Linked DNA regions of Homo sapiens: region 2 is linked to region 1. The links are chromatin loops, found by intact Hi-C in ENCODE. Cell type or tissue: endothelial cell of umbilical vein. All regions are shown on one strand. Each heading gives the region's core, and the rest is flanking DNA. Links, peaks and the distances in the headings are about the cores only. Region 1 has its middle 130 kb from the start of LINC02543. Region 2 has its middle 72 kb from the start of LINC02543.

What was found. A loop is a pair of places that touch in the nucleus more often than their neighbours do. Peaks named below come from ENCODE experiments on the same cell type or tissue, not always from the same donor. Only the 100,000 strongest peaks of a DNase experiment are listed, where the experiment ranks them.
Region 2: it touches region 1 in a loop (2.5-fold over the local background); 3 of 110 quality-filtered maps call a loop at or near these places.

What each region holds. Positions count from the first base shown.
Region 1 is chr6:15,860,254-15,876,637 of GRCh38, reverse strand. No RefSeq gene overlaps it. Among named protein-coding and RNA genes, the nearest start is that of LINC02543, 130 kb to the left of the region's middle. RefSeq lists a silencer at 16,264-16,384. In endothelial cell of umbilical vein, for the core only: no CTCF peak of the experiment used is centred there; a DNase peak (open chromatin) is centred at 6,067; H3K27ac peaks cover 1,267 bases.
Region 2 is chr6:15,914,340-15,930,723 of GRCh38, reverse strand. No RefSeq gene overlaps it. Among named protein-coding and RNA genes, the nearest start is that of LINC02543, 72 kb to the left of the region's middle. In endothelial cell of umbilical vein, for the core only: no CTCF peak of the experiment used is centred there; a DNase peak (open chromatin) is centred at 8,103; H3K27ac peaks cover 1,914 bases.

The sequences.
Region 1 (16,384 bases), core at 2,955-10,954:
AGAAAAAGCTGGCAATTATGAGTCAGGGTAGACTTGATTGCTAAAACAAACAATGTAACGTAACATAAAAAAGTTCCCGGTCAAGTCACATTTCAGTGTGGTCGATGTAGAGCTCTGCTCATGCAATCATTCAGGGATCCAGGCATCTGTCAACTTGTGACTGTATGTCAGAGTTCTCTACATTTATGAGATGTATAAAGAAAGACTGAGAGAGCATAGCAGACACACCTAGCCCTCCAAGTAACACACCTTGCCTCCCTGAGATGTGTCACGTTGATAGGAATCAGTTCTGTAGTCTCACATAGATGCCACAGGATGGGAAATATGTCTAATTGTGTGCCTCCAAAAGGAAAACTCAGGTATTGGTAGTTTCTGCCATAGTAGATAAGGTTGAACAAAAATTAAAAGATGAAAAAGACTATGATAAGAAACAGAGCCTCAAACTCCAGATTTTCCCTCTCCTTTTCTTCAAAGAGATGGACACCAGTATAATGGTCCCCCGTTTGAAGAAAGACCTGCATGAAGTGTATGGGGTTGGGCACAGCAGAGGAGAATAATCTTTTCTCTGTGACTAATTAGCCATATGAAGAAATGAAACAATCAATGAGGAAAGTATTTTTTTTAATTTTAGGTTCAGGGTTTCATGTGCAGGTCTATTACACAGGTCTATTGTGTAATGGTGAGGTTTGGGCTTCTAGTGAACTCATCACCCAAATAGTGAACATAGTGCCTGATAAGTAATTTTTTGACCCTTGCCCCCCATCTTTCTTCCCTGCTTTGGAGTCCCCAGTGTCTATTGCTTCCATCTTTGTGTCCATGGGTACTTATTATTTAGCTTCCACTTATAAGAGAAAACATGCAGTATTGGATTTTCTGTTTCTGAGTTATTTCACTTAGGATAATGTCCTCCAGTTCCATCCATGTTGCTAAAAAGGACATTATTTCATTCTTTTTATGACTACATAGTATTCCATTGTGTATATGTACCATATATACATACATATTTTTTGAGACTGAGTTTCGCTCTTGTTGCCCAGGCTGGAGTGCAATGGTGCAATCTTGGCTCACTGTAACCTCTACCTCCCAGGTTCAAGTGATCCTCTTGCCTTAGCCTCCCAAGTAGCTGGGATAACAGGTGCCCGTCACCATGCCCAGCTAATTTTCGTATTTTTAGTAGAGATGGGGTTTCACCATGTTGGCCAGGCTGGTCTCGAACTCCTGACCTCAGGTGATCCACCCTCCTCGGCCTCCTAAAATGCTGGAATTATAGGCGTGAGCCACCACACTGGGCCACCGTATTTTCTTTATCCAATCAATCATTGATGGACACTTAGGTTGATTCCGTGACTTTGCTATTGTGAATAGTGTTGTTATAAACACTGAATGCAGGTGTCTTTTTGATAAAATGATTTTTTTTTCCTTTGTGTAGATACACAGTAGTAGGATTGCTGGGTCGAATGGCAGTCCTATGTTTAGTTCTTTGAGAAATCTCCATACTGTTTTCCGTAGAGGCTGAACTAATTTACATTCCTACCAACAGTATATAAGCATTCTCTTTTCTCTGCATCCTCTCTAACACATATTATTTGTTGACTTTTTAATAATAACCATTCTGACTGGTATGAGATGGTATCTCTTTGTGGTTTTAATGTGCGTTGCTCTGATGACTAGTGATGTGGAGCATTTTTTCATATGTTTGTTGGCCATGTGTGTGTCTTCTTTTGAGAAGTTTCTGTTTATATCCTTTGCCCACTTTTTCATAGGATTCTTTGCTATTTTCTTGTTGATTTGTCTAAGTTTCTTAAAGATTTTGGATATTAGCTCTCGTCGGATGCATAGTTTGCAAATATTTTCTCCCATTCTGTAGGTTAACTGTTTACTCTGTTGATTGTGCAGAAGCTCTTTAGTGTAATGAGGAAAGGATTTGAACCAGGTAAATATTAATCTCGGTGAACTACTATGTGAAAGCAACTGGGTACTTTTCCTCTGTGTCCTCAAAGGACATGGCCAGTGATGGGGACTTCCCTAGTCAGTGTGTAGCAGAGAGCTTCTGTGGGCCCTGAGGAAAATACCTGTTTAACTATCTTGCTTTAGGGTTTCTAACTGTTCTATGAACACCCTGATAATGAGCTGACAAGCTATAAGGCCAGGAGCATTTGAGGCCACATGGGGAGAACAAAGACAGGAATATCCCATTCAGCTGAGAATCACAGTCACTCAAGAGGTCAAGCAAACTCAATTTCAAAGAGCACTGGCGGGGGATCCTACCAGTTGTAGGGGTCAGCAAGGAGGTGAAATTGGGAAGAGGCAAAATACTATAAGACCCTACAGAGTTATTAATTGGAAGGAACGACTCAGTACTGCTGGCTGTCTTGTTTAACCCTTTCTAGCCTTGTATTTTTCAAAAGCTCTCGTAAGTCCCAGTAGCTTGGTCAGCCTAAAGGAAGCCAGCAAAGTAGAAGAAAATTTTAGATGCTTCCCACCTAACTGTTTGCACACCTTGCTGCCTCCCAAGCTTTCTCCCCTCCCTCCCAGGTGACATGTTCCCTTGCTGGCTACCAGCTGCTCACCAAGAACCACTCCATTTCCCCCACCTCTACACAGTGAACTGGAATTCTGTAACTCAGTCTAGCTTGTGAATAACTGAAGGCTGCATTAACTGTTAATGCACGAACCTTCAGAATATTTGCATTTTAAAAGAGGATCTTATAAAGACAAGTGAATCAACCATTAATGGTAGGCTTTGAGGGTTAGAGGTGGGAAGCTATTTTTATTTTGCCTATTTTATCATCAGGGTGGCCTTATACCAGCGGTCTAACATTTCTTTGAAATAATTGATCTAGTAACTGTTTGATCTAGTTAAAGGCTTAGATTTTCTTCATATCATAAATCTGGATTTAAATCAATCATGGGATTATGTGTTGAATTTTTTCAGAGCAGACTGCCACATGTTAATTCCCTTACAATTTCAGTTTAGAATAGCAGAGCCACAGGGTTTCTTTTTTTCCATGTCTCTCTTTGACATAGTTTTGACCTATGAAGTGAACAGTTTCTTTCTAAAACACCACGACTCAAGAGGTAAAGGCAGGTCAAATATGTAATCCAATGGGTATGTTTGGGGAAAATCACCTATAAAGTGAAGAGCTTTTTGATGGGCTTTTTGATGGGCTGTTTCTCATTGTGCTGGTTTCAGCATTATTGCTGTTTTAAGCTTGTGACTTAAAATGACTTCATTTTGTTCAGTTTCTTTTTTTTTTTTTTTTTTTTTTTTGAGTCGGGAACTGGGGAAGGCCTTGGTGGGATGGCCCATCTCTGCTCCAGGTGCATCAGCTGGCGGAGCTGGGCTGGGCTGGAGGATCCACTCCAAGACCATTTACTCTCATGGCTGGCAAATCCCTGCTGGCTATCGGCTGGGACCCCAGCTGTGGCTGTCTCCCAGAGGCCATGATTCCTCTCCGTGTTGGCCTCTCCATGGCTCCCTGGGCTTCCTCACAGCACAATGGCTGGGTTTCAAGAGTGAGTGTGCCCAGAGGCCAAGGTGGAAGCCAATGGCTTCTTCTGACTTCGACGTGGAAGCCATGAAGTGTCACTTGCTCTGCATTTGATTGGTCCAGCAAGTCGCTAAGCCCAGCCCAGAATCAAGAAGAGGGGAGTTAGATTCTACTGCTCAAAGGAAACAGTAGCAAAGCATCTGTGGCCATCTTTAATCTACCACAGACATTCTCAGATAAGAACTGTTACCAAAAGAGCCACAAAATATTGCTTACTGTGTTAAGACCTCCACAAAGGAAGCTGTCTTCTGAAGTTATAGTTCATTCTTCTCTGAAAATACAACCTTTCATTCACTGGCCACTGCTGACTTAATAAATGGCCTCATGTGTTACAGACTGCTTAGTCTTCAGGTTTGAGGGCTTTCTGGATGCTCCTTGGGGCCTAGGTTCCTGCAGCTGGAGTGGACTGTTTATTCGTTTTCCCTACAGTCCATCTCAGAGGTGACAGATGAGGTTTAACATTTTTAACCCTTGTGAGTAGTTTTGGCTTTAAAAGAAAAGAACAGGAAAAATTCCCTAAACATATTTATTAAACAAATGCTTACTAAATTCCTATTATATGCAGAGCACTGTACCGTGTTCTGGAATGTGGAGGGAGGGAGTGGGGGAGATGAGTAAGTCACATTTGCTGTCCTCAAAGTCACTTGTTGTGTAATGGGGAGACAGATGTGTTCATAAATAACAGAAAGTAGTTAAAGAACGCGAGCCTTGAGGAGGCCGAGTGTGGGTTGAGAAAGGAAACAGTTGACTGTGAGTTTCCGAATCTTAGTGCCAGTGTTTGTGTTTAGCAGAGGGAGGTCGCATTCCCGTAGTATGGAAGGTGGTCCCCATCAGGAGAAAGTAGAGGTTAGGAACACGAGACCTAAAGTCAAGCGATGTGGCAAAGAGAACAGTAGCGTGGCATAGAAATTAAAGCTCCAGACCTACCTAAGTCTCAATCCTGGCTCTGCTAACTGTGTGACCTTGGGCAAGTTACTTAATCTCTCTGTTCCTCTGTATCATTACTTGTAAGATAGGGATAATGACCATATCTAACACATGGAATGGTAAAGAGAATTATTGAGTTGAGATTTATAAAGCCCTTAGAATAGTGCCTGGCACACTATACTAAACTCTCAATAAATGGTATCTATTATCTTATTGTGATCTGGGTCTGGAATTGGACATTAACTTAATGTGTTATTGAGACACAATATTTTCACTCATCAACAATTGTAGGCAGCTCATTCTTTACCTAACAAAAACATGTACTGTGGATGAGGAGTCAACTCCATCTTCTTGTCACTGCAAATATAGGAGCAGTATTGGACTTGTTGTAGACACTCATTGGTGGTGTAGACAGCAGTTTTGTTGCATGAATGATGGTTTATGCTGTTCTATTTCCTTGGGCAAAGGCCTTGATGTTGGGTAGAATTTGAATATCAATTATTAAATGTCACTTATCCAGTGTGTGTGGCATGTCTGACACGGTTCCAGGCATACGCTCTGAGTGATATGGCTGTGACACACCTCGTGATACAGCTGTGAGCAAAAGAGACAAAGTCCTTGCTTGTCGGCTCCTGGAGTTTACCTTCTGGTGGTGAGAGAAAGATGTGGGGTATGCCAGATGGGGACACAGCATGCACAGAGCAGAGAGAGGAACAAGCAAGATGTGCGTGTCCAGGGAACACAGGGAGGCAAAACAGATCAGAGCAGGTGGCCCGTATGGTGCAGCACAGGAGATAGGAGCAGAAGGTCATTTTCATTCCCAGAGAGGAGGTCAAACAGAATGGCCCATGCCAGAATTTTTCACCCCCTAGAGCTCCATACAAATGGGTTGTATCTAATGCATGGGTAATTGATATTCAGGCTCCAGTTAAGACCAAAAAAGTGAGGTCAGGCATAGACTGCAGCAAAAGTCTAGGTTTCATGTAACTTTCTGATTTCAAGGGTTGTCAAGCATTAAAACCAAGCCAGAGCATGCAGTAAATTTTTCTTCCCTGGAAATGTTTAAGAATAAAAGAGCATCAAATTTTAGGAATGCGTTAGGAAGAAACTAATGTTCAAGAAAAAATAATCCTTGAAGAAGTTCAATCTCTTCCAAGACTCTCACGCTATAATCTGTGGAATGCCAGGTGTTCATTAGAAAGTTTTCTGGATATGGAGGGACTTACAATTCTGAATATAATGACTGTAGTTTCTTTCCATGGACTCAGATATCTGACAGGCAGGCAGAGGGCTAGATGATTGTGCAAGATTGGTTACAAAACCAGCTCTTACCAACTCTCAGATTCTGGGATACCATCAGCTGATAAAGGAGAACAATAAAAATAGCCCACAGAAGAAATTTCCCAAATCATGCACTAAAGACACACATTTTGAAAATTAACTGATGCTCCCAAATTGGAGAACTGAACACATGCTCATGCTTGCCCCAAAATAGAAATAAGTTGGATTACAGTGAAAACTGGAAAGTCTTTAGAAAACAGAGCAGAAAGTAGGAAAGGATCGGAAAATAACAGGAAGAGTGAGTAATCCCAACTTCACACTGTGAAAAACCAGAGGCTGTCTGCATCCAGGTCTGCTGCTTAGATCACTTAGATCACAACAGAGCTCTTCTCCACTGAAAGGTCTGCAAATTCTCATGGGTATTTAGAAGCTCTTCCAAAGCTGCTTGATAAGTACAATACTCTTTTAAATTTTTCCATGAATACTAATTTGGGGGCCAGGCGTAGTGGTTCATGCCTTGTAATCCCAGCACTTTTGGAGGCTGAAGCGGGAAGATTACTGGAGCCCAGCAGTTTGAGAACAGCCTGGGCAACATGGTGAAACCTAGGCTCTACAAAAAATTTAAAAATTAGCTGGGCATGGTGGTGCGTGCCTATAGTCCCTGGTACTTGGGAGGCTGCAATGGGAGGATTACATAAGCCCAGGAGGTCGAGACTACAGTGAGCTGTGATTGCACCACTGCACTCGAGCCTGGGCAACAGAATGAGACTCTGTCTCAAAAACAAAATTAATCTGGGGCTTCATGTGTAGCCTCCTAATTCTTCTGACATTGTGAACCAGAGTGGGAGTAATTTTTAAAAGTTTGCCTTGGAGGTTTCTCAATCCAACTTATGCCCAAATCAAGGGTAGGATTTGATATTGCACATGGAAGTTAGAACCACAGTCCTTCAATATGTAGGCAAAACAGGCTGGTTTTTCAATTCCTTTTCCAAAACCAAAGAAAATTAACCAACTACTTCTTTGACCTTCTGTTATTCAAAAGCAGCTTTCATCCTCCTTGGAGGCCCTGTATTCTAACAGTCAAGTCAAGCTTTTAGATCATATTCTGACATTCCAAATGGCAGAATTTTTATTGAAATTTTATGTTCAGCTGCTTGGAAAATGTTATCCAAACCTTTGAATTTTTCTGTCAAATCAATCCATTTTAATTTAAAAGCTATTTATTGTACACATAGCAGATATAGTTCTTCAGAATCTGTGGGAGATTGCTTCCAGGACCCCTGCAGATACCAAATTTGAGGATGCTCAAGTCCCTTATATAAAATGGTGTAATATTTGCCTATAACCTAGTCACTTATATAAAGTCCCTTATATAAAATGGCGTTATATTTGCATATAGCCTAGGCACATCCCCCATATAATTTAAATTATCTGTGGATTACTTATAATATGTAATACAAAGTAAATGTTATGTAAATAATTGTTATACTGCATTGTTTAGAGAATAATGACAAGAAAAACAGTCTGTGAGGTACAGGTGCAACCATTCAATTCTTTTTTTTAAGAATATTTTTGATCTGTGGTTGGTTGAATCCACAGATGTGGAATCTGTGGACACAGAGGACCAACTATATATAGAACCTTGGATACTATGGTCTATTCTAGCCTTCAAGAAGCTTGTGGCCTCACTGAGCAGCTAAGACATGTGCACATGAAATGTAAAATGCCAATTAAAGGTAGCCCATGATTGAGAATGCCCTGGGTACATATCCATGGGTATGATAGGCATTCTAAGGAGCAAGAGATCATGCTAGGTTCATGTGGTTCTAGCAGGTGAAACTGGAATTGGGTCTTAAAGTATGAGTAGGAGTTGGTCAGGTAGAGAGGGCAGGAGAAAGCTCTCCTGGCAGGAACATAGGCTCAGAGATGACGATATCAGATGGAAGTATCAAACTAGCCATTTATTCCTTTTGAAAATTTCTGTGGTCACCCCACATAACAGTCTTCATGGTCACCCTCAACAAATTTAAAGGATACTTAAAAGCCTGGAAATTCTATTTATCTGGAATATTACATTGGGCTCATGCTATTTTCTGCTCCATGCCATTTTGTACCCTCCCAGGAAGAGCCCCGCATATTCTACCATGATCACTTGAAAACACCTTGAACATAAGAAGCCAGAATTATTGGCATTAAATCAATAACCGAGTTTTGCTTTGTGAACCAAGACATTATTTTTGCCAGATGAAAGGAGAGAAAGAGACAGCAAGGCCAACAGACAATTTATAAAAATCTCATGGGATGACTTGTGTTTCCTTGGGGAAGAGTTAAAACAAATTAGATTGTGGCTGGTTCTATTTGTGTCAGAACCAAACATGCTGATTTCACAAAGCTTGTAGACCTTTGGATGCTTTGTGTAGAACTGTATTTTAGTTTTCATGCATTTGCAGTGTTTCCCCAAGCTACTCATCTGAGCATGTAGAAGACATGGAGCTGCATTCAAAAAATGGAAACCACAGTTATCCCACACACATGTATGTCCATTAGAGAATAGAAACATGAACCATAAAGGACGACTCCAGGACAGCAAGAAAATCAAAGGGGTATTTTTCATGTGGCTACCATCTGAGCTATCTCCTGTGCTTCTGTTTTTATATCTCCACCATTGATGTTTATAGTACTTTGAGTTTACTACATTTTTACATACCTTATTTCATTTGATCCTCATCATAACTATAGAAGGTAGATATTATTAGCCCCCATTTTATAGCTATGAAGAAACTGAAGCTCAGAGAGTTTATAAATTATTCAGAGAGCGGCCTTTTAAAGTACATTTGAGAAATCTTTTTTTGTGATCATGATGATGATAGCATTAGAGATTTTAAAATATTGCTGTGTGTCTGAGGAATAAAAGACTGCATATGGGTACAGTGTACACTGCTCAGGTGACATGTGCACCAAAATCTCACAAATTACCACTAAAGAACTTATCCAGGTAATCAAAACCACCTGTTTCCCAAAAACTATTGAAATTAAAATAAATAAATCAATAAAATATTGCTATATGTAATAATAGTATATAATAAGACCCTTGACTGGCAGTAATACTGCATATAACCATATTGCCATATTCATTATAATATGAGAAAGAAAGCAGAAATTTAAAATAGGAAAACTCACATCTGGTATCACACTGATGGATTTAAAAGCGTTGCCAATAGTATTGATGTGGCTGACATAACAAGATAGAAAAGATGGCAAATTCTGAAGTGAACGACCAACCATTTTCAAGTTAAATAAAAGAGAGTTGTCCTAAATGTTCTCAAAATACCCACAATTTGGCTATGATACAAGGAGTACAGAAACATTTGTGTTTATGGTCAACCTGTGGATTATGTGTCTCAAAAATACGTAGACACTTTGTAATATGTTGATTTTTATTTTAATGGATAGGCTTGTATTTTGATACACCCTATGTGTATACATACAGATTATGAAAAAGTTACCAATTACAATTCCACAATTGTATACAGGGCCCAGGCAAATTTAGTTTCAGAGGCAGTTAGTACGCAGAACAGCCATTTCTAAGATACTCTTTTCATCCTAATATTACATGTAAACATTTTTGAATGTCTCCTGTTTTTATTTTAACTTGGCTCAGTTAACATCACATACCTGAACTTATGATAAAATCACTGAGGCCAGAAATCCTTCTTTCTTACTGTCCTCTACCCTCAACAAGATACTCCCTGAATGTCCCTTTAATCTACTGTTTTCAGGAGGGGCTGGTGGACTTGAGATTCTAATAGAGCCTGAGCATCTTCCCTAATCTAGTCATTAATCATTAATTGCTTTAATAGTTTAAAATTTATGCAAAGACAGTTCATCCATAATTATGCATGTATTATACCTTTGGGCATATGAAATGTGAAACAATTTTCTATAATTTCTAAGGGCAAGGTAACAGACAATTTTCCAATCATTTTTCCAGAGGTTACCAACAGGATAGATTTTCTTTCTTCAAGGAAATAGTTTCCAAAATATTCTCCCCAGAGTTCTAAGGGTTCCTAGGAGGTGCCCCTGGAGCCTCAGAGGGTGTTGGGGGTGGTAAGAGCAGACACTATGCTTAATCCTGCAACTTTCCTCATACAGAGCAGCAAAATTGTTTTGAATGTTGATATTCTTAATAAAATTTGGCTTACAGCCATCAACAGCAAAAAACTGAAAACTATTGCTTTAAGGTTACTGTATAAATGGTCTCGAGATATCTAGTAAGGTCTACTGAAACTCTCTGAAGCCAGGTCAAAGCAAGTTTAAATCACTTCAACTTTTTTCTTTTAACCAAAAAACTACTATTTTAGGAGGACTATGAGAACATTCAAAAACTAAAAAGCAATAGGATTTTACATTAGTTGGGCATGATTTTAATAAGGAACTCACTTTTTTTTTTTTTCCTTTGAGAAGGAGTCTCACTCTGTCACCAGGCTGGAGTGCAGTGGCGCAATCTCAGTTCACTGCAAACTCTGCCTCCTGGGTTCAAGCGATTCTCCTGCCTCAGCCTCCCGAGTAGCTGGGACTACAGGTGCATGCCACCAGCCCGGCTAATTTTTGTATTTTTAGTAGAGACGGGGTTTCACCATATGGGCCAGGCTGGTCTCGAACTCCTGACCTCGTGATCTGCCCGCCTTGGCCTCCCAAAGTGCTGGGATTATAGGCATGAGCCACTCCGCCCGGCCAGGAGCTCACGTTCAAAACCATGTGTTCGGCTACCTGAGCTCCACAACTGCTCCTTCTTTGGCCTCCGGTGAAAGTACAGGAACCCCAAAAATGGTTTATTCCCTCTCTTTTGATGCTTCAAACAACTCTGGGATCTGCCTCCCATTTGCCATGTTGAACCTGTTGGTTTGGTCTTGCCTGACCTCAGTAGTAGATTGCTGGCTTCTCTCTGGCTGCCTGTGCTGGTCATGCTATTGCACACTGTCCTTGGATTCCCTAGCTGCTCTCATCCAACACTCTACATCTACATCCCAACCTCTCCTCAAAACCAGCCTCAATTCTCAAAATCTTATCCTATAGGAGGTCATCAAGAAAAGAGCTCAGTTGGTTTACTAACACAAAATAGAAGCACCTTTCAACTCTGCATTTTAATCTGAATGTAAATTATAGAATCATGGAAAAACAGGTCTTTGAAGGGACATGAAGGAGCCGGTGATCCAATCCCATGACTATTCTTACCCTGGCCCAAAATCTTAGCTCTATTTAAAAATGAGTTCTAGAGAAGAATTCACTGCTTTCCTAAGATTCAATAATTATTCTTATACCCTGTGGTAGGAAATTCATCAAATTAGTTTGTATTTTAAAATTAGCTTTTCAGGTAGAGAACAAACCTTTTTTCACATCCTCAAAGACTCATTAAGATTATATGTAAGAAAAAAACTGAATCAACTAAAAAATAAAATTATAGGCCAGTTTTAAGCCTCAGTTGGCTCCTCTGTGGAATGGAGAAAATAACCTTACTCCCTTGTAGGGTTGTTCTGGAGTCTTAAGTGGGTCCCTGCCATGTAAAGAGATTGGCACAGCCTGATGTATAGGAAGCAGTTAAGAAAATGTACCTTGTTCTGAATGGTTGTTGGCTGTTGGTTAATAGGACCAGGCCTTTGAGTTTTCTGCTCACCCAGTATGACAACAGACATCAAATCACTTTATCCAGATTGCTGAATAACTGCTGGCTAGCAATGTGGTGAATCGTTTCCAGTTAGGATCTAACCCAGCATCTTTCATTTATACCCAGGACTCTATTTCCTACCACCATTCCTAAAGCCACTAGCTCTTGTTTCTTTACAAAGAAACAAGCCAAAAAGAATTCACAAATGTCTTTCTATTTCTCCATCCCCTCTCCATCCCATGAGATCCCAAACAAAATATATCACATGAATGTGACATGGAAACTTTATTCTCCAGGAACAATTTTGGTTAAATTTTGACATTGTGTGTTCCTTCCTAGAGCAAGACAAAGTCTCTTTATTTACTTAGCACTTCCTTAGAAATGTTACCAAGCCTTGTTTGGCTATGATGCCTGATCAAAGGCTCTCCTTATTGTTACTTAATCTATTTCATTTAACTTTGATATACAAGAAACTCTTTAGGTGTTTTTATTAAATACTTTTTATGAAAATGTCTAGAGTCTGTTATTGTAATTTAGCAACCAAAGAAGACATTTATCCTTATAAAATGAAGTACGTCACCCATTCACCATTAATACCTAAGCTTTTACTCCATGGCTTTAAAAAAAATTAAAACGTGGGAAGGAACTTGGCAGATAGATATGAGTCAGTGTGATGAAGTGGAAAGAATAAGGCATTTGTAGTTAGAAGACTTGGTTTCCAATCCCAGCTCTGTTATACATTAGCTGTGACCTTGGGCATATAAATCCTCTGACTTTTCTGAGTTTTTCTCTATTCATGAAATGAACATGACAATTTTTGCTTTTCCCTTCTTCACGGGGTTGATGTGAGGCTCAAGCATATGTAAGAGAACTCTAGTCCATTCAAACTTGCTCTCTCAGCCCTCCTCTGACTTCAGCTCTTCCTGATTTCTCCAGCTGGTTCTGCACTGACCGCCCTCATATTCCACAGCACTGCTCACCCACGTGTGTGCCACTTGTCTCAGGAGAGAAATACTTTGGCCTTTCATGGAGTTAGCACTTGTTCTTGTTCTTACTCATTGTTGATTCCAGACAAGTAAGTCTAAGAGACCTCACAGGGCTTAATAAGATCTGAAAATAGAAAAGGCTTCCAAACAGAATTATCTTCTAAACGTAACTCACGTATGAAGAACCCTCATGTTCACACTGTGTCCTGCTATCATTCAGGTCACTCTGTTATTCAACAGAACATCACTGCAAAAGTCATTTCATAGAATGTTGCACACACACACAGACACACACACACACACACACACACACACAATTTTCTTCATCCTAATGGCAACTATTAATGGTTGAATAATGAATTCCTGTTAAAATTCTTGACCATTTCTTGCACAAGATAACCTCTGGTAAAACCAAATTTTAGTAACATGAAGAGTCAGAAATTATTTGGGGAATCTGAGCTATGCAATGTATATAAAAATACAGATTTATATATCCATATATATGACATATAAGTATGTATGTATATATGTATATGTATGTGTGTATATATATCAACACGTAGCTATATAGATATCTAGATATATCTATTTCTATCTATCTATGTATGCATACACACATACAATTAAGTTGATTATATTAAATGATTATGCAACTCCCCATTACTTTATGGCTTACAGGCCCAATCTAAGTCATTATTTTTATTGGGGCCTATCACCTTCTTTAAAAATTTGGTATGAATTTTAATGTCTATAAAGTTGAAAAGATCCACACTCATGAGATACGCTATTTTCTGACAAATTAGGTGTAGCCTTATTATAATCAATGGAAAACATATTTGGCTGTTTTTCTGCTCCCAATCAAAGGCAGTCACACTGCTGCCTAAGCAACTGCATTTTTCCACGTGCTCATCTCATGATTGACTCCCATGGTGGTTTTTCGTATTTAATTTTAAAAATGCATTCTAAAGTTCAGAACCTAGCTTGACGGTACAGTAACATGTAGCTCTAAGTACTCCTGGGGAACAGAAAGTGCCTCCAAAGATGTAGAGCTGGAACCTACACACAGAAGTGTGAGGGATCCAGCAATTCCTAAGAAAGATGAGGACCCAGATCTGAGCCCCCAACTCTACCACTCCCTCCCCTCTGGCATCACCATCTGGATGAAACTGGGCTAAGGGAAACGTCAGGGAGAGTCTAAAATGGGCTGCATGTGGAGTGGTGTCACATTCCCATGGTAATAGAAAGTCAGGGAGGGGCCTTATAAGATACTATTTTTGATTCCCAGATCTTTTTAGCACTGATAGTCAAAGCCATCTCCATGTCTCCCTCCACCTCCCTTATAGCCCTCCCAAAGTGGAGGGGCCCTTTTAACTGTTGCCAAAGGTTAGCTATCTGATCAATTCTCCATAAGCTGTCTGAAAACTGAAACATCAACCCATTCTTCCTTCTAACTCACCCCTAGCCACCAACCTGACTTGGTAGATTTTTCTTTTTTGGGTGGGGCAGGGGCATTGACAACATACATGGCAGACCCTGTTCATTTATGCTAATGGTAACAAAGTTAATTGTTTAGTAAGCAATTGGTTAAACATATAGATTGGCTGCACAATTTTGCCCAAGCAGAACATCGTTACTGTCTTTCCATCATCCATATAGACCGGCGTTCTACAAACCTCTGTATTTATACATCAGTACAAAAGCCAAATTCCTTTGATATAGGAAGTAATGGGACTGCCAGGCCTTTCCCCCTTCCTACTTCTCACCACTTTTAGATGCTTTATATCATTATAAATGAGCCAGTTATCAATGTATTGCCTCTCAGATCCAATGTCACCCTTCATACCTACTCTGCCATAATCCACTGGACTCAAAGCATTTCTCCCTTAGAGTGAAAGTGATAGAAGCTTTGTCAGTAGAGGGTACTGCAGAGACATTCCAGGAAGAAGGAGGCTTCTCTTCCTGGCTCTAGTTGCCACATTTTGCTTTTCTTATCCCTACCACAGTCTGTCAATGGGGCATGGGTGCAGAGATACCTGGTGGTGTTCTGCCCCAGCCACACATTTGCAGTCCCTCAGTGACCAGTGCAGTCCTGCTTGGGTCTGGTGACCACCTTCCCATGGCCCTTCCCATGTGGACACCAAACGATACAGGCCTTCCACCCGCTATGGAGCCCTGACTCCCTCTGTGCCCCTGTCCACCTGTCCACTCGCCTGTATCTCAGAGGGCTGTCTCTTGTTGCTCAGCACCAATGGATGAGCTAGAACTGGAAACCCAGCAAAATTATCTGCTACCACTGGGCTGCAACCATCCCTTCTCCAGCAAGGTCTGAACCCCAGGCTTGGTGGGTGGGGGCCCTCCCAAGTTTGTCCCTCCTTAGATACTCTCCCTCAGCCCTATGGTATCTTTTAGGGTTATCTTTACATCCTGATGGTTGCTCTCCTATCATAACTCAGCAATTTTTTATATTAAACTTCCCTGTGTAAATGACTGTGTATTTTCTCTCTCCTGATGGGACCCCTGTGGATTCACCGTCTGCCCATACGGGAGTGACTTGGGTATCTAGCAGTCTCCCAGCTGACCATTAATTTGACCACCACTTGAAGCCTCACTCTTTGTTTCCTGGACTTTTTCTGTATTCAGCAAGGCTCCAGTGAATTAGTTAGAAAGAACTTGGTTGATCAATGAATGTTTCTGCTTAATGGTTTTGCGAACTTTCACCCAATGATACCCATTCTCTCTTTGTAAATAGTGATTTCTTCAGGTAAAATGGATAAAAACGTGGGTTAAAAAAACCCATCCTTTCTTAAAAGAGACTCTATTCAGCCCCTAAGAAACTCTTCATTATCTGGAAGGATATAGAGAGCCAACTTGTGCTGTTTTTCTGCTATTGTAATATTCATGAACTCCAGCAGAACACACAGGCTCCACCAGTCTAAAGTAACTAAGTGATCACTATATTCTTTTAATAAGAAGGGTTTTGAGAATGGCAGGTGAGTAATTCTGGCCTCCGTCAGCTGAAGGCACTGTAAGCATGGAGGCTGAAAGATGAAATGGTAACTCTGTTATCTTGCTTATTGTAATCCTTTCCATAACATTGGGGAGTGTGACAGCTGCCACTCCTGACTGATTATCATACATTTATGGATTGAAACACAGAAGGTATTGATCAGCTTTCCAGGTAGCAATCTCTTTCCAACGCAACTCCCAGTTCAAAGAATTCATTTTCTTTTGTACTGCTGAAAGCTACTTGATTTTCAGAGCATGTTCTTACCTAATGGCATAAAGATTGAAGCTGTATTTTTTTTTAAATAATGAGCCTTTAATTAGAAGAAATTTTTTAGTAAATTGGATGATAAGAGCTTTTTACAGAAAGGAAAATCAATTTGAAAATAACTTGTTTTCATCAGGTCTTGTTGTGAATGGTTTGTTGCTCTTGGGAACAGAGTGAGATCTATTCATGGGACAAGCACATGGGAATTACGAAGGACACATAAGTAACATACTGTTAGCAACAGTTCTCTTGGAAAACACATTCAATGAAAGTGTCTTCCTTATAAAATGGCCTCTTCTAAAAATCTGAAAATTAAAAAAAATTGTATTAGATTTAGACTTGGAATCTCACCCTAGAGACATATAGTTTTATAAGTAAGGGCATCAATGGCCACTTATGTAGAAAATAAAATCCCAGGAAGAAAACCTCCTCTGTACCTGTCTTGTCATTGTGAACAAAGCATTTTCATTAAAGACCATTTCTTTAGGGCTTTCAGGGTTTGGGAGCTTCAAGAGTTGCTTATTGAAATGCAGATATTCCTAGTAGGAATCACCCTTTAAGTCTTCAGGAATTAACTTTATCAAGGTTAAGTCTATCAAGTTGCTTTGTAATCATGACAGTTCCACAAACAGAGACACAAGTAACATTTCTTGGGCTAGAGGTACTGGGAGAGTGACTATCCATTGTTCTATAGCATCTTGTT
Region 2 (16,384 bases), core at 3,987-11,986, 53 kb before region 1:
TTGAATTTCTCACCCACAGAATCCATAAACTTAATAAAACGGTGGTTGTTTGAGGCCACTAAGTGTAGGGTTGTTTGTTACTCAGCAATGGTTAACTGGAACACTACTTGAAACTCTGATCTCTGACCAATCTAAATTACGTCCTCTTCCTTCCTTATCTGCAAAGGGGGATGGCCTAATAAATTATTTAAACTAAATGTCCATGGTAATGGCATCATAGAACCTGAGAATTAGAAGGAAACTCGATACTCCCATTTAAGCAAAAACAAATTACCCACAGTCCCAGCTTCATTCAAATCAAACAGCTTTCATTTTTCCCTTTCAATCCTTGTGCATACATAATTTGCACATAGTTTATTCAAGATTCATGCAACATAGTTAAAATCAGAGTAGACGTAATTTTGGAGTCTGCTTTTTCCACTTGCAATTTATCACAGCATTTCAATATTGCTATATAGTCTTTATATTACTTTAATTGCAAAAATTTTTAGAAGTGATTGTACTTCAATTTACTCAATCATTGTCTTTTTGAACAACATAGAAGTTTTGATGTGAATCTTCTTTAACTGCAATATTTTAATTATTGTTCTAAATTAGGGGTCAGTAAACTATGAGCCTGTGAGCCAAACTACCCACCCTATTTTTCTACTGCCTGTGAGCTAGTAAGTTTCTTAAGTTTTAAATGATCAAAAAGATTTAAAATAATATTTTAACACACTAAAAAATTATGTGAAATCCCTAATCCAGTATTTATAAAGTTTTGTTGGAACACAGCCATGCCCATTTAGTTACATAATGTCTGTGGTTGCTTTCACAATACAATGGCAGAGTTAAGTGGTTGCAACAGAAACAATGACCCACAGAGACTAATATAATTACAGTCTGGCCCTTTACAGAAAACATTTGTCAACTCCTATCCTTAATTTACATCAAACCACCTGCCTCAGAGATTCCAACCTGTCGTTGGCTTCCTTCATGATTTTGGACTTGCCAACCCCCACAATCACATAAGCCAATTCCTTCAAATCAGTCTCTTTGTATATATGATCTCCTGGTTCTGTTTCTCTGGAGAACCCTGACCAACACAGCATCTAACATGCTTTTGTAGAATTAATAAAGCTGTACTGAAGGAGAAAGATCCTGAATGTTCAGGAGTGCTGCTGGGCCGTGAGGGATTGCCTTAGATGGGCCTAGCACACTATACACATGGAAAGAGCCTGAGCTTGGTGTCTGATTCGGTTTGATCACAAGGAAGAGAAATCCACTCAGACTAGGCAGAGTTGAAGACTTATTGGAAGGATACAGAGATGCTCCCAGAATCCAAGGGCAGGAAGCAAAGCAGGGTCTCACAGGACTCAGACATCACCAGGTGGCTTCTCTTTCATCTCTCTGATTCTGAGACTACAGAGTCCCTCTCTCTTTCCACATATCCCTTGCTCTCTCCAATGGAAGGCCAAGTTTTTCTGCTCACCCACAGACCCCCATGGCCTCAGGACTCTGTGGCATCACCACTGCCTTGACCTTCATTGTCTAACTGACTCCATTTCTCAGTCTTCCAATTATAAACTCCCAGGACAGAGATCTGATTGCCAGGAGCCTGCCATATACCCCTGGTCCACAGCTATAGGCAGCCAAGGGTCGTGTGGCACAAACATGACACCTTCCCCACCACCGCTAATTAAGTAGAGGATAAGAGTGTCCATTTCACAAAAAGAGTGCTCCAAAATATGTCTACCGCAGACCTGATACCACCCTATCTTAGTATGCTAAGGCTGCTATAGCAAATACCACAGTTGGGGTGGCTTAAACATAAATTTCTTTCTCACCATTCTGGAGGCTGGAAGTCCAAGATCAAAGTGCCGGAAGGGTCACATTCTCCTGAGGCCTCTCTTCTTGGCTTGCAGAGAGCCACCTTCTTGCTGTGTCCTCACACAGCCTTTCTTCTATGTGTGCGCATCCCTGGGGTCTCTTTCTCTCCTTGTAAGGACACTGGACTTACTGGATTAGGGCCCCACCCTAATGGCCTCATTTAATCTTCATTACCTCTTTAAAAGCCTTCCCTCCAAATACAGCCACACATCAAGTACTGGGGGTCGGGGCTTCAATACATGAATTCTGGGGGGCACCTATGATGGTGAGTTTGATGTGCCACTTGGGCTAGGCTGCAGTAGGTCGTTATTCAGGCACCTTTGATAGCACACCCCTTCGGCCAGGGGATCCTCAGTAATTTACTTTTTTAAAAAGTGGGGACAATATTGCCTCATACAATTTGTGTACAGACTGGAAAAGGGGATGAGTATAGAACATAAATGATAGCCATTATGATCATTATTATTTCTCCCAAACAGGCAGGCAGGGCACCCACTTCCTGTGCTTCTGAACCACTCTTGCTTTGTGTCGGATGGCTTTGCTCTTGCCCTCTTCTGTCCTGGGTTAATCGTGGCGTATTCACACCTTACATGGGATAAGTAGGGTATTTTAACCATCAATTCTATTATCCAGTTATGTTAATGGTCCGTGAAATAACATGTGAAGAGCCCATTAAACATTGTGAAAGAGTCTCCATTTCATAAAAATGAGGGAATAATAAGAGAGGCCAATGTAATTCACTGCTGAGCAGGGGAGAGGTTGACTTTCATCTTCAGATGCCCTTCTAAGAGAAACAACTTTCATAACTTAGAACTCAGCATTTCAAAAGAATTTGGGGAATGGCTGACCCTTCTAGGCATTCACCAACAGGATGTTTCTGACCAAGAAATAATTAAAAGTGTATGGAAAGAAACACAGGAAAGACATTTAATAGCTTGTAGTTGAGATGAATTTTGATCTAAAATGTTAATTTTTTTCTTTCAACACTCTATCCTACCCTCTGAGTCCTACTTAATTGCCCAACTACAGTCTGTCAGTCTTGTGTATAACCTGCTTAGAAAAGGCTGAAAGGTAATTGCATAAACAACTTCCACCTAGATCCTCCTCCTGTTCTGAGCCTAATACCAGCCCTGCCCCCAAGCTCTCAGGAACCTCAGGAACAATGGACTCTAATCCATGCCTACGCATGAATCTCTGAAGGCCATCTCTTCATTTCTTCAGACTGTTTTGTCATAGGTTTATAGATTTCCTGGAATACTTTCCACACTTGGCTTCTGAGACATCACACTCTCCTGGATTTCCTTGTATTTCCTGGGCCAATACTTCTCAGGTACCTTTGCTGGTTTCTCCACACCTCCCCGATCCTTATCACTGGAGACCTCAGGAGCAGGGTTTGGACTTCTTTTCTGTTTCTACAACCATGCCTTACATCCAGTCTCACGGCTGTAAATGCCATTTATAAGCTGACGTCTTCCAGATCTAGCTCTTGCCTGGACTCTAGACTCATATGTCAGCTGCCCACTGAAGTGCCTAACAGGCATCTGAAATGTTAACTTTCTCAAAATCAAACTCCTGATCTTCCCCCAAAACCTGCCGCATCTACACTGTTTCCCATCTTAACATCAACTGCATCCTTGCAGTTTCTCAAGCCAAGAGTTCTTCATTCATTTTTCTTTTCATTCTTATCTCCCAGTCCGACAGCAAATCCTGTCAACTCTACCTTCAACATATACCTTGAGTCTTGCCACTGTTTACCACCTTCACTGCTGGGATCTTGATCCAAGCTACCATCATTTCTCATCTTGACTATTTTTTTATTTAATAGAGATGGGTCATGTCATGCTGTGCAGGCTTGGGTGCAGCAGCTATTCACAGATGTGATCATAATGCACTATAGCCTCGAACTCCTGGGCTTGAGTGGCCCTCCCACCTCAGCCTTCATCTTGAGTATTGCTCTGCCTTTGTTCCATCTTAGACTATTCTTTACCCAGTAGTCAGAGAGATCCTTTAGATCATAATCAGACCATGTTGCTCCTCTACTCAACTCATCAATGGCAGCCATTTCCCATAGAGCAAAAGCCAGGATCTGTCCAGTGACCTCCGGGCCCTGAAGGATTGGGCCTCCCTGCCATCCATTCTCTCACTTCATCTCCTCTCCCCTCCTTCACTCGCTCTAGTCACACTCACCTTTTTGCTGTTCCTCCACCCATGCCAGGCATGCCCCTCTCTCATATGTTTACTGTTTCACCAGCCTGGAAGACATTTTCCCCAGGCAGCCACATGGCTGGTTTCCTTACTTCCTTTTAAGGCCTGGATGAAATGTTACCTTCTCTGTGTGGCATTCTCTGGCCATGCTATTTAAAATGACAGCCAACTTCCCAATCTGTACCAGTACTTCCTGTCCCCCTTCCCTGCTGCGTTTTCTCTGTGGCCTTGATCATCATTCGACACACTAGATGTTTTCTTGCATGTTCTATCTCTGTCTCAACACTGGAACCCCAGGAGGGCAGGGCTTTGTCTATTTTGCTCACTTCTGTATCTCTAGCCCCAAAAACAATTTAATCTGTTGTACGAATATACAAATGATTGTTCCTGCTGGAAAATTTTCAAACCACCTCACATTACAGCTGAGAAAACTGAGGCAAAGCCAATGACAGTTTGCCAAATATCACATAATTTGTTAATGGCAGAGTTGAGAGTAGAGCCCAGTTTTCCTGACTCAGAGTCTAGCCTTCCATCAAGTAAAACATCCTCTATCTTCTGTCCAAATGGATTTTACAATTTTGTGGAACACAAATCATGGTTTCAAATTTCTCTCTAATCATGATACCCAGCACAGTTCAAAGTAATTATAGATGATGTTTAAAAATATTAATTTCAGGGTCACTGAACCAGTGACAAATCCAAATAGTTAAGAGCATTATGGAAGAACTTGTGTTTCCTTAACTTTTATTTTAAGTTCAGGGGTACATGCGCAGATTGATTATATAGGTAAATTGCATGTTGGGGGAGTTTGGTATACAGATTAGTTCATCAACCCAGGTAATAAGCATAGTACCTGATAGATAGTTTTTTGATCCTCACCCTCCTCCTACCTTCCACCCTCAAGTAAGCCCTGGTGTCTATTGTTCCCTTCTTTGTGACACGTGTACTCAATATTTAACTCCCACTTATAAATGAAAACATGCAGTATTTGGTTTTCTGTTCCTGCGTAAGCTTGCTTTGGATAATGGCCCCCAGCTGCATCTATGTTACTGCAGAGGACATGATCTCATTCTTTTCTATGGCTACATAGTATCCCATGGTGTATATGTACCACATTTTCTTTATCTAGTCTACCATTGATGGGCATTTAGGTTGATTCCATGTCTTTGCTGTTGTGAATAGTACTGCAATGAACATACACAGAATGCGTATTTAGGGTAGGATGATTTATATTCCTTTGGGTATACTCAGTAATGGGATTGCTGGGTCAAATGATAGTTCTGTTTTAAGTTCCTTGAGAAATCACCAAACTTCTTTCCACAATGGCTAAACTAATTTACATTCCCACCAGCAGTGGATAAGCTTTCCTAAAGGGACTTTTTCCCACTGAGTTTTAGAGTACAAGCCACTGATTCCTGAGCCACTTTCTAACAGAGGAGATGATAGTAATACCAATGATAGCCACCATGAGAGTGCCCACCAAATGCCAGGTCCTTTGTGTATACTACTGCATTTAATTTTTACAACAACCTCTAAGGAAGATATTATTGTTATTCCCATTTTACAGATAAATAAATTGAGGCACAGTGAGGTTAAGTAACATGTCCAACTCCACATAATGAAAAGCAGAGATGGGGTTTGAGGTCATATTTGTCTGACTTGAAGTCCATGTTCTGAACCACTGCCCTGTACTGCTTCCCATCCATATGTCCAAATGGACAAAAATTTTCAAAGGCCACTCAGCAAGGAGTACTTGATTCTGAGTTTTCTATGACAGCCTAAATCCTGTTATTTCATTCTAGGTGCAGAGCACATGGGAAACTACCATTGCCCACTGGGAGGTAGCCCTTCTGGTAATCCCTGTGCCATCTGGAAAATACTGACTGCAAAGCAAAACCTCTCACCACTAGCTTAAGCAATTAAATATTAGGAAGTCCACATGAAATAGAGAGAAGAGCACAGAACTCTTCACTATTCATGGGGGAGTCATAGACCCAGGATGGGAGAGGATTGGTGGGAAGTGAATGAACTACCATTCGTTAAGGTGTCAACAGTTGTGCTAGTCACTTAACAGGTATTATTTTGTTTATTCCTTATAACAACCTTTCAAAGTGGCTATCACTGCAGTATTCTCTTTCTACAGATGAGAAAACAGAGGTTGACAGATATATCTTGGCCGGGCGCAGTGGCTCACGCCTGTAATCCTAGCACTTTGGGAGGCCTAGGCGGGCAGATCACCTGAGGTCAGAAGTTTAAGACCAGCCTGGTCAACATGGTGAAACCCTGTATCTACTAAAAATAAAAAAATTAGCTGGGCATGGTGGCGCACGCCCATAATCCCAGCTACTCGGGAGGCTGAGGCAGGAGAATCGCTTGAACCTGGGAGGCGGAGGCTGGAATGAGCTGAGATGGCACCACTGTGCTCCAGCTTGGGTGACAGAGCAAGACTCCGTCTCAAAAAAAAAAAAAAAAAAAAAAAAAAAAAGAAAGATATGTCTTGAACAAGGTCATCCAGCTGTCGGAAGAGGAAGGCTTTGAACACAGATAAATATGATTTCAAAGCCAGCAGACATTCCCTCATCTCTGCTGAGCAAGCCAACTTTCTGAGCCTCAGTTTCCTTGTATGACAGGAGAAGGTTGTATCAGAGGTTCTCAAAGCTTTAACATTCTATTGCTCCAGTTTTCACCTAGCAGGCACAAAGACCTTTAAAGGCCTTTAGGTTGATGGAAAAATGAAAGTCATTGCCATTTCCTAACAGGGAAGACAGGCATGACAATAAGTAATTGGTTTAGTCTAATTGTGATGTATACACTGATGAAAGCCTGTATAAAACACAAAAGGATGGAGTGATTCGTACTCTCTTGGTGGGCAACACAAACCCTGCCAGACCTTTCAGTTCACAGAACAAGTGAAGTCACACAAACAGAGAGCCCAGCTGCCATCTTTGTTCAATTGCCAAGCCAGTGGCAACCATTCCCATCCTGCCTGTTATGGTGCCTCCTCCTTTCTCCCAGCTGCCAAGGAGCAGATGTCTACAGAAATGGGTCATGGGATTGGGACATTTGGAAGGTGAGAAGAAGGAGGAATAAGAACATATTATAAAGTACCATTAATGATGCTCAAGTGCAGTGAACTTCAGGCAGGTTGCTAGTGAAGGGAAGATGGCCAGGGCAGGACCCAGGGGTACAGAAAGCATATTGGCAAGAGAGCACTAATGGGCAACTGTACACACTTCCATGCAAGCCTTGAGATGGTTGGGTGTCAGAGTCAGGGAGCTTGGTGAAGCGAAGAAGGGGAGATGGGAAAATTAACAAAGCAAAATAAGATAGCAACCACGATGCTAAACTTGTAGCAAAACATGCCTTTATGAAGATCCTAGTGGACTGTGCTAAGTCGAGGTGATGTCTAAAAGAATCAATGCTGAGCGTCTGTGGGACTATGGGCCTCTTTTACAACTGGGGATGAAAATGTTGGCAAACACACCCTTTTCTCATACCCTTTGGAATGCTTACAGAATAGTGGTGCCAACAGTTGGGTCTGTGTTGGAAGTTCAGTCGACATTTGTACAGTGGAAGAATGACAATGAAGCATCAGTTCCACAGGCTTATCTATCCAGAGGGCCATTTGTGTTCTTATCTTGGAATAGACAGCGGTGTTTGGAATTCTGTTGGTTTCCAGGACATTGCCCAGTGAGGCGTAAAGAAAGGGAAGAATTTTATTCCTGAAAGGTGTGTCCCTGGTACATGTTTTCAGAGAAGGACCCTCTGAGTCTCTCCTTCCCATGGTATGGGCAGAAAGCTGGTGTGAGGAACACATGCATACAGCGGATAGAGACAAAAATCTGTTCAATTTTAAAAAAAGATTTGATTGTGTGACTCACATTTAAGTTCACTCCACCACATTCCGGGCAACTTCTGTGTATCTTGGTATCAGCAGGAAGCAGAAACACTTAAATGATGCAAAAAATACCTTAAGGATTAAAGAAGAAAGCCTGAGCCAGCAGGGCAGAGGAACTGATGGAAGCCAGATGACCAGAACACACAAGGAAGGGGCCCCCGCTGGCCTGCAGCCCTGCATTCTCCCAGGGAGACCTGGTACAGCTTTATATCTGTGGCTGGCAGGCCCTTCCAAGTGGTCTGGCCTCTGAGCTTGAGTTCAAGAATGAAACCTTTCTTCTCAAGAAGGCCCAAATGGCATCTCCTTTAAAGCTGGAACAACCCAGGAATATGTCAACAACTCTTTTTCAATCTACAACCCCAGGTCACAAATGCCCAACCTTCCATCTTGGTGATACTGACATGTACCCATTGAGAAAGTCAAGATTCATCATTAGTCTACCTTGGGTCAGCCCATTTCATAACAGAACTATATGTGTTTGCTAGGGCTTCCATAGCCACGTATCGCATACTGAGTGGCTTAAATCAGAAATTTATTCTCTCACAGTTCTGGAGGCTGGAAGTCTGAGCTCTAGGTGTCGTCAGGACTTTGTCCCCTCTGAAGGTGCCAGAACAGGACTGAGTTTGTTCTAGACCTCTCCCAGCTTTGAGCATTTCCTCTGCGTGTGTCAGCATTACTCCAATCTTCACGTGGTGCTCCCATTTCTATGTGTTTGTGTTCAAATTTCCCTTTTCTATTTAGGGCCCACCCTACTCCTCCAGTAGGACCTCATCTTAACTTAACCAATTACATCTGCAACAACCCTTTTTCCAAATAAGATCACAGTCTGCAGTATTGGGGGTTAGTCAGCTTTGGTTGAAAATCCAATATACGAGTTTGATGTGGGGTGGGGTGGATAAATTTAACTCATAACAAAAACATTGAATTTATTTCCTGGTTTGAGAAATTATTTAAAATTCATAAGATAAACCCACCATAACAAAAAAATTGGGGTTCTGTTTAAAAAGAGAATAAATGTGGCACAAGGTCTTAGTAATAAGAAAGATACAGGGAAAGTCACAGACCCTAGGGTATCAGTAAAAGAACAACTCAGTCCCTCCTCCTTCCACCCCTGGGTAAAGGTAACAAACATCATCAGTGTCTTTAACAGAAAGGGAGGGTTAAACTTCACATTTTGAAATACGGGCTAAGTGTAAGAGTCAGCAAACTGTGGCCTGTGGGTCAAATCTAGCCCTCCATCTGTTTTTGTAAATAAAGTTTTATTGAAACACTGCCTCACCCATTTGTTTACATATTGTCTGTGGCTGCTTTTGCATAATAGCAGCAGAGCTGAGTTGTTGCAATAGAGACCATGTGACCCACAAAGCCTAAAACATTTACTATCCAGTCCTTTACAGAAAAACTTCACCAACATCTGGACTAGTACAAGGCAATGCTTAGAAAAACAACAGTCCTAGAGAAAAGGGAAATTCTAAGGCGGTAACACAGCATGGCTATTAGGGAGCATCTGAGGCCTGGGGACTGGCAGGAAAGGTTGGATAGAGCTCATGAGGATTGTACTGCCTTCCTCAAACAGGCAGAGGAGCAAGCTCTTCAAAGGCTAATTCTTGGGGAACAAATATTCCAGGTCAGCAGACACTGGGTTCCTCTCTTTCCAGTCATGGAAGGTGTAGCAATAGTCTATTTTCCCCAAGGCAAGGCAATTCTCTGCTAGTTACAAAATCCTTTTGCTTGGGGGATCTAATGTCTAATAAAACAACTTCACCTAATCAGGATTTGGAAAGAGGAGTCTGGCCCTTTTGGCCCTGTGTCTTCCTGAAAGTTCTGAGTCCCACCACGCACTTCAGGGCAATGGTTCTGAGCCCACTGCAGTGGTTCATGGGGGCTGCTCTCAGAGGCGCTTTCCCCAGTCCTTTGGGAGACAAGAAAATAAAGTGGGGCTTTCATCACATTATTTTATTCCATTCACAACGCTATCCTTTATTCTGAACCATGCCCTCCACCTTCGGAGTTCGAGCATGGCACATCTCCTGTGAAATGGTGGTGAAAGTAGTTGATCACCGATTATTTATTTTCTCTTATCCTCATTGGATGAAATTAAAAAGTGGCCAGCCCAACTTACTTTTTGTTTTTCCTTCTGAAAATGTATAAGCCCTAAATATTCAAACATCTGGGAAGCATGACTCTGGGCAGGGCCTATGGGCCCAGCTTTCCCTGTGTGGGGCACCAGCCTGTGGAGAATGGATGCCTCAGGTGACTTTTCTCCAGCAAATACGCTGCTCCAGAATGGCTGGAAATTCCCTTTCCCTTCTGTGTGGTCTCCCCCTTTGCCTGTAAGTCACAGACACCCAACTGGAGTTAGCTGACACAAAAAAAGGAAAATGGCTCACATAATCAAACTGCTGAAGAGACAGGGGCAGAGTGGGCTCCGGGCCCCCATGAACCCGGCTCTCCAGGCCCCCAGGACCTCCATGTCCATGTCCTGTCTCCTGTTCTTTCTCTCCTCCATCATCATTTTCTCCTGAAGGAGAGGCATGGCTGTTAGCAGCCCCCGGCTTCCTCCCTGCAGCTCCCTGAAGGGAGAGAAAAAATGGTGGGTTCTAGTCCGCTTTGGTTGAAAAATCCCAGGGAGAGGCGTTGGTTGGCCTGGCTTGAATTACATAGCTGTTCCTGAACCAAAGGACCATTATGACCCAGACAGTCGGATGCCCCTCACTCCCCCAGGGTCTTTATGTCTCCTCAGTGAGGCTTCTCTGCCCACCCACTTAAATTGTACCCCTCAACCCCCAAGAAATCGCTGTCTCTCCTTATCCTACTCTATTTTTTTCCATAGCATTTATTGTCTTCTGACATACTAATTTGCTAAGATTTCTGTCTAGCTCCTCCCACTATAATGTAAGCTCCAGAAGGCAAGGATTATTGTCTATTTTGCTTATTAATATACCCTAGTGTTGGCCGGGCGCGGTGGCTCAAGCCCGTAATCTAAACACTTTCGGAGGGTGAGGTGGGTGGATCACTTGAGGTCAGAAGTTTGAGACGAGCCTGATCAACATGGTGAAACACCATCTCTACTAAAAATATAAAAATTAGCCGGTGTGGTGGCATGTGCCTGTAATCCCAGCAATTCAGGAGGCTGAGACATGAGCACAAGAATCACTGAACCTGGAAGGCAGAGGTTACGGTGAACTGAGATCACACCACTGTATTCCAGCCTGGGAAACAGAGCGAGACTCGGTCTGAAAACAAAACAAAACAAAAAATAAAAAAAAATATATATATATAGTGTAAATATATATATACACATTCCCTAGTGCCTGGTGCACAGCAGCTTCATAAATATTTGTGGTGGAATAAAGAAATGAACAGTCTTGATGGTCAGTCTCCTCGCACTAGAATGTAATCCTCCCATTAGAGCAGGGATTTTGATTTTTTTTTCTTTTTGTTCAGACAGGGTCTCACTCTGTCACTCAGGCTGGAGTGCAGTGGTGCAATCACGGCTCACTGTAGCCTCAACCTCCCAGGCTCAAGCAATCCTCCCACCTCAGCCTCCTGAGTAGCTGGGACTACAGGTGCAGACCACCATGCCTGGCTAATTTGTTGTACTTTTTGTAGAGATGGGGTTTTGCCATGTTGCCCAGGCTGGTCTCAAACTCCTGGGCTCAAGCTATCCTCCCACCTTGGTCTCCCAAAGTGCTAGGATTACAGATGTGAGCCACCACGCTGGCCAGGATTTTGATTTTTGTTTGTTTGTTTTTTTCCCTAGACAACAGATACATCCTAGTGCCTAGAATAGTGCCGCACCCAGCACCCAGAGGACTGTCAATGAATATTTGTTGACTTTGATGAATGAATGATTCCCTGTGGCTGTGGAGATGGCCCAATCAAAGCATTTTATCTCCATGGCTACAGTAACTCATTGATTCCCTTCCCAGAAGTGGAGCTCTGCTGTGGCTAATAAATATCCACTACATTTTCCTAACTTGGAGTGAACGTGGGCCCGAATGTAAAGCTCCAATACGTATAAGGTTAGAGCTTGGCACAAAGCAAGAAAACACAGCTGCCCATATGAACCACAGTAAAGTGAGGATGAGTACAATTGAGCTAGAGTTGACAGGCATACCTGACAGAAAACACCAGGCTTTAAAGCCAAACTCTGATCTTATGGGTACTTCTTTTAGCTTGCCGGGATCCTCCTGCACTTTTCTTAACCTTGCATTTCTAGAAAAATGCGGGTTTCAATTGATGAGCAAATATTAAGTGGTATATTTCTCTGGGTATGCACTAGCCTTCATACTTTCTGTCATAGACATTACAATTTTCTTCAATTTTTAAAAATGTCCATATGCAAACCTTCTATTAAACCAAACCTTTGATCTCCCCATACTCTGAATGCCTCCATATGACGTGTTACCATGGAGATGTTCACATATACCTCATTTAATTGTGTAAACAGCATACAGCTCTGTCCATCTTAATCTCATCAATACACAGTTTCATTTTTCCCCTTTTCTGCTGTAAGTTTTGATCTTGCTTTAGGTGAATTTAGAACACCATGCTTAAGGGCTCAGGTGTTTCAAGTAAACAAAGAAATTAAATTTCTCTTGATGAATTTACTAGCCTCCTCCTGTCCAATATTCAATTAATTCAGATGTAGAAGAAACCCTTTAACACGCTGGAATGTGAATTCATAAGGAGATCAGAGTTTCAATTTCAATGTAATTATCTGAAACTTAAGAATGGCTTATTAGAGTTAAGATGACAAAAAATTAACATTTTTAAAGTAAGAGGTATTCCCTGGGGACAGAATCACAAGAATATTAGATGGCTTCCATAGCAGCTCTTAAACATAACCAGACAACTCAAACTGTTTAGTGTTCTAATTTATCTTTGAGTAAGGCTGCAAGATAAAATATAATATTGGGGACATATCCTACTAAAAATTTATTTGCAGTTTATCTGAAATTTAAATTTAAGTGGGCATCTCGTATTTTTATTTGCAAAACCTGGCAACTCTATTTTATGAGGCATGATTGACCACCAAATACTTCATAAGCCATTCAACATTTTCCTAATTACCAGGAAACACTAAGGAGTCTCTGTTAGGAGAAAAAAGGAGAGATGCCACCCAGAAACCAATGGGTCTGCCGAGGCTTGAAAAGGCCCGGCTCAGATCTTGGGTGCTGGTTCCTCAGCACAATACAGGACCCCTAAAACTTGGCATAGCAACTGAAGACCCTATATATCCAGTTTCATGCAGCGTGGAGTGGGGAAAATAGTTGCAACCTCAAACCTGGTGGTCTTAAGGCCTAGTGGCTAAGTGGTCTTTTAATGACACGGAACTTTTTTCTGATGCATATTGTCCCTCTCTTCTAATGTTGGTTATATGAACATGAGACAGGGAAATACTGGGCAGAAGTGGGCGATTCTCCAGCAAAGCCCCCACCCTCAAGCCTGAATACCCACAGCCCCAAATGAGGACAGGCATTCCTGCTTTTGTGCCCAAACCTGCCTTTTGGCCCACCATTCCCCCTATCCTGTATCTATATAAAGCCCAGACCCCAGAAGAAGAGAAGGAGACAAGCAAATGAACAGAAGAGCAGAACAGTGCAGCAGAGAGAAGAAAAGACATGTCTGAAGGCCAAGAGGAGTTTAGCTGTGGATGATTGGAGAGGAAATCAGCTGCTGGATGGCCAAATTTCAGGGGAAGATCATCTTTCCACTCCATCCCCCTTCCAGCTCCCGATCCATCCCACTGAGAGCCACTTCCACCACTCAATAAAACCCCTGCATTCATCCTTCAAGTCCTTGTGTGACCCAATTCTTCTGGGATGCTGAACAAGAGCTTGGGATACAGAAAGCTGTCACACTGGCCCTGTGCCCTTGCAAAAAGGCAGAGGGATCACTGAGCTGCTTAACACTTAAGCTGTCTGTGGACAGCAAGGCTAAAAGAGCGCACTGTAACACACTTCCATCTGGACTTTGGGAGTCACAGGCTCCCACTCCTGGATGCTGCCATGGGGCTGGAGCCCAGCACCCCAGCTCCTGCACCTGCCCATCTGTATGCTCCTCCTCCCATAAGGGGTTTGAGCAGGGGCGGCAATAGAACAGATGAGCCACACCCCTGCCACATGTCCTGTGAGGGAAGTCAGGGAACTCTCCTATTTTATCGGCAAGATAAATCATGCACAATTCTCTTAGGCTCCTGCTTCTCTTTGGCTTTGGAGTCAAGGGTTCAGAGTTGTAGCACTTACTCTGTAACTAACTTAGCGGGTGGGCTTAGATAAGTTTCTGAAACTTTTTGGCTCTAGTTGAGCCTCCCTTTCCAGTCTTTATCTATAAAATGGAAATAACACTGGCCCTATCAAACTTGGGTTGCTATTGTTCTCAAATGAGATTGTATATGAAGTAAGGTGGTACAACTGTTATACAGTATGTGCAAACATTACATGAACACAAGATGGTATTGTTGTTTATTGCCTGCTGTGATTTCCATGATTTCCATGGGTTGTTCAGTCCTGTGTGTAACAAGAAAGATCAAGGGGATCAGGGCAGGGGCAAGCTGTTTTTCAGAACAGAAAAGCCTCTTGTGTTAAACATTCAAATCTTTCTAACAGGAGCCTGGGGCCTACAGGTCTTAGGCCTGGTAAGGGAGAGCACAATATCACAGAAGCAACAACCCGTGACCATCTCAAAGGGCTGTCAGAGTTCGCTCTACAACAACCCTTTAAGATGGCCATGGGACTGACAGCTGCCATCCTCCCTGGAAACGCTATGAAGTCACCGAATTGCACTGAACACGGGACATGTAGAAGTAATTACAGCCACTGGAAAGAAACCAGGTCACTTTTCAAACCACTGATCAAATCAGTGGTTCCCATTTTGAGGCCAGGAAACAGTATATTATGGAAGACAAAAAAGGGAAAATTATCTTGGTCCACAGCACTTAAAACAGGAGGAGGGGGCAAGAAAGAGACATATTCTTGCTTCAAAGTTTTTATAAGATAAATGTTCCGTCTGCACAAAGAACCTGAAGGGAGGCCAGGAAAGATAAGGTGTTCCCACCTAATACTTGAATGCAGAGGTCTCTGTGACCTTCCTTTATCATTTGAGGGTAGGGTGCTGGTTAGGGTGCTGGCTGAGTTCCAAACTCTGATAAGAGGTTTAAGGAACAGCTCCATCAGCCCTTCAGAACTTACCCAGCCCTGTGCGTCCATGTCATCCGCCTTCAGTGTGGCCTCCCTGTTCTTCTTTCTTTCTTTATTCATCTTTACTCATAATGGTAAGCTGGAGAAAGTATGGATTTATATAGTCGCACTCATTGTGTGAAATCTTATGCTTCTTATTCTTCACTTAAAACTAAGAAATAACATTTATATCTCCCCTTAAGAAAAATTTTTCTTAAGAAAATTGGGCTGATTTTATGTCTGTGTAGTCCTTACCTGTTTTAATTTTCTCTTGGGGGACTGTGGGCCTCAGTAAAATAATCCTCTGCTTCTTGCCTTAAATAGTATATATTTCATAATTCAAATTCAAATCTTCACATTTCTCTTTCAATAACAATTATTTTTAAAATTCTGCTTTGGCAATCACTAACAATTTAGAAAATAGTCTTTTCTCTGAAATTGTCTTTTTATTTCTACATATATGTGTAAAATATATATAGAATATGTAGACTATATATACATGTATTCTTGAAAACAAACATTAATTTCAATTCCTGATAATTTGTCTAACTTGAGCTAGATGTTCTTTTTTTAAAACAAAATTATTTTTATTTTTTCTTGTGGTAAAACACTTGTAAAATTTACCATCTTAACATGTAAGTGTACATTTCAGTAGTGTTAAGTATGTTCATAATGCTATGCAAGCAATCTTCAGAACTGTTTTCATCTTACAAAACTGGAATTCTAACGACGATCCATTCACCCTCCCCCAGCTTCTGGTAACCACCATTCTACCTGCTTTCTCTATGAATTTGACTATTCTAGAAACCTCATAGAAGTGGAATCATACAATATTTGTCCTTTTATGACTGGCTTACTTAACTCAGTGGAATATCTTCATGATTCATCTATTTTGTAGCATGTGTCAGAATTTCCTTTCTTTTTAAGGCTGAATAATAGTTGAGGGTATATACCACATTTTAAATATACATTCATCATCAATGGACATTTGGGTTGCTTCTACCATTTGGCTATTGTGAATAATTCTGCTATGAACATGGATGCGCAAATATCTCTTTGACACCCTGCCTTCAATTCTTTTTTTTTTTTTTTTTTTTTTTTGAGACTGTTGCCCAAGTTGGAGTGCGGTGGCATGATCTCTACTCACTACAACTTCTACCTCCCAGATTCAAGTAATTCTCGTGCTGCAGCCTCCCAAGTAGCTGGGATCACAGGTGCCTACCACCAC